Linked DNA regions of Homo sapiens: region 2 is linked to region 1. The links are chromatin loops, found by intact Hi-C in ENCODE. Cell type or tissue: sigmoid colon. All regions are shown on one strand. Links, peaks and the distances in the headings refer to the core of each region. The heading gives the core; the rest is flanking DNA. Region 1 has its middle 82 kb from the start of PTPRM. Region 2 overlaps PTPRM (protein tyrosine phosphatase receptor type M).

Region 1 (2,915 bases), core at 269-2,768:
GTTGCTGTTTATAAGTTTGATTAATCCAGCATTGTCTGTTTTTGTAAAATAGCTTATTTAGATATATTTGATTAGCATTTGTTGGGCTCCTTTGTACCTGCTTGTTCTCTCCTGAAGGTGAAGGAAAATACCATTCCTTACCAATCTTTCTTCTTTCCCTTGCTCTGGTCCAAAGGGGAAATTAACTTGGCTCTAGCTGACCAGCTACTGGCCACCTCCCATCTTCACCCTTACGTGAGGCCTGGGAACTTGGCAGGGGGTGCAGGGATGTAAGTCCTGATGTCCATATGCGGGAGAAGACAGATGCCCCAGCTCAAACAGAGAGGATAAATTCACCTTTCCTCTACCTTTTTTGTTCTATTCGGGCCCTCAAGGGATTGGATAGTGCCTATTTGCAATGGTGAGGGCAATCTTCTTTATCCAGCCCCCAGCTCAAATGCTAATCTCTTCTGGAAACACTCTCACAGACACACCCAGAAGTAATGTTTACCACTATCTGGGCATCCTTTAGCCCAGTCAAGTTGACACATAAAATTAACATCACAGCTGATGTGGGTCCTGAGTGGGCCTCCTCGGAGGGTTTGCTGTAGAAGGGCCCTCTGCAGATTTGAATAGCTCTTTCCAAGCAAACAGGCAGATCAAAAGTGAAATGATCAAAGAGAGTCTAACAAAGACATCGCGCCTGAGTGAGGTGAAGTGTGAATTGTGGAAGCTCTGTTTATGTTCCGATTCCTTGGGGAGTTGGGTACAAAGGCAAATTTTATTGCAGTAATGAAAAAAATCCATTGATTTACATGGTTCTGAAAATGCATCTAGCCAGATGAAAGAACACAAACAAAACAAGAATTAACATGATTCTCCTCCTGTCTCCTCCCTCCTCTTCCCTTCATGAATGTGGGTTTTGGGAGGAAATATGACTTGTGGATGAGGCAGAAAGCAGGGGCAAACTTCAGATGCTGCCTGGTTCCACCACGTGGACTTGTCTCGCCAGCCATCCAGATGGGCAGAGTGACAGGAGGAAGGCTTCCTGCCAGCTCCTAGCTGTCCCCATCCTGAGTTCCTATTTGACATGTTAAACAATTACTCAGATAAAGACATAAAAGGCATGGAGAGTATCAATTCTCCCCCCGACCTCTCTCATCTGAACCTTCTTCTTGTGTTTGGAGAATTGCTTACATAATAAGCCCTGATGGGAAGCAGAGCTTACCTCCAAAAATAGATTCTGAAAGTGTCAGACACTGGTTGGGCGCGGTGGCTCACGCCTGTAATCCCAACACTTTGGGAGGCCAAGGGGGGCAGATCACAACGTGAGGAGATTGTGACGTTGATGAAACCCCGTCTCTACTAAAAATACAAAAATTAGCTGGGCATGGTGGTGCGTGCCTGTAATCCCAGATGCTCGGGAGGCTGAGGCAGGAGAATCGCTTGAACCAGGGAGTCGGAGGTTGCAGTGAGCTGAGATCGTGCCACTGCACTCCAGCCTGGCAACAGAGTGACATTCCATCTCAAAAAAAAAAAGTGCCAGATATTTGGGTCCCAGGCCTCCGTGCAGCTGGAGTGTGGATAGGTGACACAACCACTCAGGCTCACCGCCCTCCACCCACTTTGAACAGAGGATAGGAACTCAGAATAGTGACTGAGACAAATTCCTTCTGGTGGCAGAAGCTCTGGGTTTCCAGGTCACCACTGGCACCACTGTAGCATCTATGTCCATGGTCCAGGGCCAGACACTGAGCAGGCAATGCCATCCAGGCGCCAGGAGCAGCAACATCCTCTGCAGCTGGGCTCTGTCGAGTGGTTTGTGATGCCATCCCTTCTGCTGCTCAGGCTACCTTCTCCCTGTTCCACCCAAAGTTCTGTGACCTTTCCAGTGCACCAATGAACCACTCAAAATATTTGCAATCAATTTCTTCTCTGCTTATAGCAGCCAGAGTTGGCTTTGTTGCTTCCGACTAAGAACCGTTGACTGGCAGCATGCTTTTCAAACTTTACCAAAGCCATGAGGCTGGAAGGAAAGCAATCTACTGGATGGCGTAACAGGATACAAAAGACTATCAGGAGTTGGAAACTAAGAAGAGGATATCAAACAGATAAATGGGTGTGCCCAAATTGAGCCCAAAATCCAGCACCATGAGACCAGGCTTGAGCAATACTTCTCCAACCTGAGTTGGAAAATTCAGACACTTTCACAAAACAAAGGGACACTCTCAGCATTGATTTTAAATATATTTTTTATCACATTGCTACTCAAATAAAAGAAATGTAAAATTAAGTATAAGCACCTTATGATCATGGCTCATTTACAGTTATAAAACCAAAACAAATTTACAAATTAATTACCAGCAGAACTACAAAAGCAATAACATCCAAATTAACGTCATTAATTTAATGTGAGAGATGATAATGTTTTGCTGAAACGGGATCATTGCTCGCCACATGACTCTGGCAGCGACTGCTAAGGCACGTGGGGTTTCTGAGAGGGGCTGGCCTGTCTACACTCCCCAAGCTAGGAATCCACTGAGCCCTGTAAACCCTCCCATCCGTCACATTTCAGCTTCCCCCCAATTTTTTTTTGTTGCTGCTGTTGTTGCTGTTCCTTTCACCCTTTCCTCCCTGCTCCTCTTAATTTTTATCAGAGTCTTGTCTCCAGCTAGCTGGGCTTTTGTCTTGGTGCCCTGACTTGCATCAGATTTTCTTCTTTCTGTGAATCAGTCCTTCCTAACTGAGTCCTAACACCCTGGGATTGAAGGCATTGGCCCAGTTGAAGCCCGGGGTGACCTCTGGTCAAACTAACTGAGGCCAGAAGGCAAGATCAAGTGGTGCTCATATGATGGCTCCCACAGCACCTTGGCATTAATGAAGATGCGGAGGGACAGTTCACAGCACAGTGATGTGGGACAGCCACCTCAGAGTAG
Region 2 (2,915 bases), core at 262-2,761, 420 kb after region 1:
TACTTTTCATTAGAGTAGTTCCTTATTTGACAAAAAGAGAAAAAAGATTATTTTTGCTTTTGAAGCCTTATAAGGGCACTGGCTAGAGAGGTGTACATAATGGAAAATTTGCCAGATAGCCAGAGTTCACAACAGTGGAACCTTGAACAGAATTCCAAAATCTGTTTATAAGAAACTTGTTTAAGATGACCCTCATCCTTTGAGCTGCATGTTTTTTTTTTCTTTTTTGATAACGGAGTCTTACTCTGTCGCCAGGCTGCAGTGCAGTGGCACAATCTTGGCTCACTGCAACCTCTGCCTCCCGAGTTCAAGTGATTCTCTTGCCTCAGGCTCCCGAGTAGCTGGGACTACAGGCGCCCGCCAACACGCCCGGCTAATTTTTGTATTTTTAGTAGAGACGGGTTTCACCATGTTGGCCAGGATGGGCTCGATCCCTTGACCTTGTGATCCACTCACCTTGGCCTCCCAAAGTGCTGGGATTACAGGCATGAACCACTGTGCCTGGCCTGAGCTGCATGTTTTAATCCTCTTGTTTGTTAGAAAAAAAACAAAGGGAAATCTCTCAATGGTTGGGTGTTTAAAATAGGTAATCTCAGACTACTGTATGGCATCTAAATTCAGATAACTTCATTTAGTCGTATTTATTTCACAATAGGAAACTCTCCAGTACAGCTCATACCTACTTTATAATTGTGGTATGTATTGAAACAGTTGCATACTAAGTTGTAAACTTGATGAAGCAGCTAATAAAACTTGTACTCAAGTCCCTTAACAAGTTTCTAAGAAAGAACTAGAAAATGGTTTTAATAAACATAGAAGTTGTTGCTTCAAACTTGTGACACAAATGTATGACATAAGAAACTTTTGTTTATATATTATGTATTAATTTTGTATGTATGTATGGGTAGGCATGCACACATAAACGTATCAACAAAGATTGCTTTTCTCCTATCTTGACTCTGCAATTAGCTTTAAGTCAGTGTTGGAACCTGTCAAGTTTGAGAAGTTTACTTTTTAAAGTTTCTAATTAAACTCAGAGGGGGCAGGAAACATATTTGTAATCAGCTGCTGTCCTTCTTTGCCTCTTGATATTCTAGTTGGAAGACTGAGGGGAGCAAATAAAATTGCAGATAGAAGCTTGTCTCTAATTCTTTTTTGTGGCCTTGCTGACAAGTCATCTTGCTGGGAAATATGGGGCGAATTGGCTTGTTTCTGAGACTCTCTTTGCCTCTAGTCCACAGGGATGAAGGCAGATAGTTGCTGGGAAATCCATGAGTTGATACTAGCAGGCTGAAGCTCTGTGCTGGGGGTTGTGTGGCTGTGGCACAGGTTCCCTGGCTTGTTTGGAGGGGAGGAGTCATGGTTCTGCGTCAGGAAAGGATCCCATTGCTATGAGCTGTGTTTATTGAATCTGTCATTTGGCCATTGCTATCTTGTTCTATTCTTTCATCATTCATGTTTCTTGTTTTTTCCCTAACTAAAGCTTACTTTTTATAAAACTGTCTGCATTGCTTAGATCTTCCAAAGCATGCGGTAGATATTTTATAAATATTTGGACTAAAAGGCTCAGAATTTCTTAGCGTAAAACTTCTGAGTCATCCATTCTGTGACGCGATGGATGAAAAAACAGATCTAGAGAAGTCTAGATGGCTCTTCCAGGTCTCAGATCTTCTCTGCCTTTTTTTTTTTTTTTTTGTACTCTCCTTTGCTTTGGTAAGGGTATGACCCTGTATAGCTTTAAACAAAACATTATGGATTAAATTTACACATACAGATCAACTTAAAAGTAGATTCACACGAGCACGTCTCACATGTACACTATGTTCTAAAAGGTAATGCATTCTCTTCAAAGAATAAGGATAATTCCATTTTTAGTAGAAGCTTCAGACATTGTAGTTGATAAAGCAAAATAAAATTTCAATATGAAAGATAGTTTTGATGAGGAAAGATTTCTTCAGCTGTTCTATCCATGATATATTCCAAGTGCTTATCACAGTGCCTGGCAGAGAGGTGGCACTCAGTAGAGCCTTGAGTTCATTGAATGAATGAATGCATGGATGAATAAGAGAGAAGAAGGAAGAGAGGATGGCAGGTGGGATGAAGGAAGGTCTGATGAACATTTCTGCGTTTGGTTTTCAAAACACATTTTTCTAACCACAGCACCCATGCTCTTGGGTAGCTGGTAGTGGTAGCATCAGCAGCCACCCCTCAGCTGTCCCTGCAGTAGCCATTGTATCAGAGCAGCTTGCAGGTTCCTGCAGTGCCAACTGTAGCTGTTTCCTGGGAGGCAGGATGTGACTGTTATTGAGGGGACCTGTTTTGAGGGCCTCAGGAATGCTTTTTCCTTTACTTGCTCTCAATATTCATTTTCCTTTTGTACTCTCAGTTGTCTTCTTATAGACTTTAGTAGTAGACAGATAAATTAGCAGGGTCCCATTGCAGGAATATCCGTGCATATCTTCCTTTCTCTTGTATTGTCAGTGGAAACTATTTATTAAACTTACGAACAGGATGAAGTTTTATTTCATTTCTGGTTTTCTGTTGTGCCTTTCCTCTCCGCTGTGTTATATGTTATTGTAATAGTGTTGTGGCACAGTGTCATCTAGTCTAGCAAGAGTTTCTGGGATGTCTTCTGTCCCTGTACTCTTGAGCTTTTCCACTCTGGGCTCTGCTGATTGCTTTCTCCAGTTTCACATCCATCCCATACACAAAATAATGCAGGCCTAGGATCAAAGTTTTTGTTTGAGCAATGTGTAGAAGTGAAAACATCATATTTGGAATCAGAAAAATTGAGTTTAAAGATTGCATCTACGATAGACTCGTTGCATTTATGGACAATTACTTTGTATCTAAAGATTTCATTTTTTTTGAAACATGAAATTCTTGATTTTTCGTATGAACTAATGAGATAATGG

What was found. A loop is a pair of places that touch in the nucleus more often than their neighbours do. Peaks named below come from ENCODE experiments on the same cell type or tissue, not always from the same donor. Only the 100,000 strongest peaks of a DNase experiment are listed, where the experiment ranks them.
Region 2: a loop joins it to region 1, with 5 times the contacts of the local background. A loop is called at or near these places in 1 of 110 quality-filtered maps.

The regions. Positions count from the first base shown.
Region 1 is chr18:7,484,125-7,487,039 of GRCh38, forward strand. No RefSeq gene overlaps it. Among named protein-coding and RNA genes, the nearest start is that of PTPRM, 82 kb to the right of the region's middle. In sigmoid colon, for the core only: no CTCF peak of the experiment used is centred there; DNase peaks (open chromatin) are centred at 1,012, 1,247 and 1,737.
Region 2 is chr18:7,901,157-7,904,071 of GRCh38, forward strand. All of the region lies in intron 3 of PTPRM (protein tyrosine phosphatase receptor type M), which reads left to right. Among named protein-coding and RNA genes, the nearest start is that of PTPRM, 340 kb to the left of the region's middle. In sigmoid colon, for the core only: no CTCF peak of the experiment used is centred there; a DNase peak (open chromatin) is centred at 1,325; H3K27ac peaks cover 637 bases.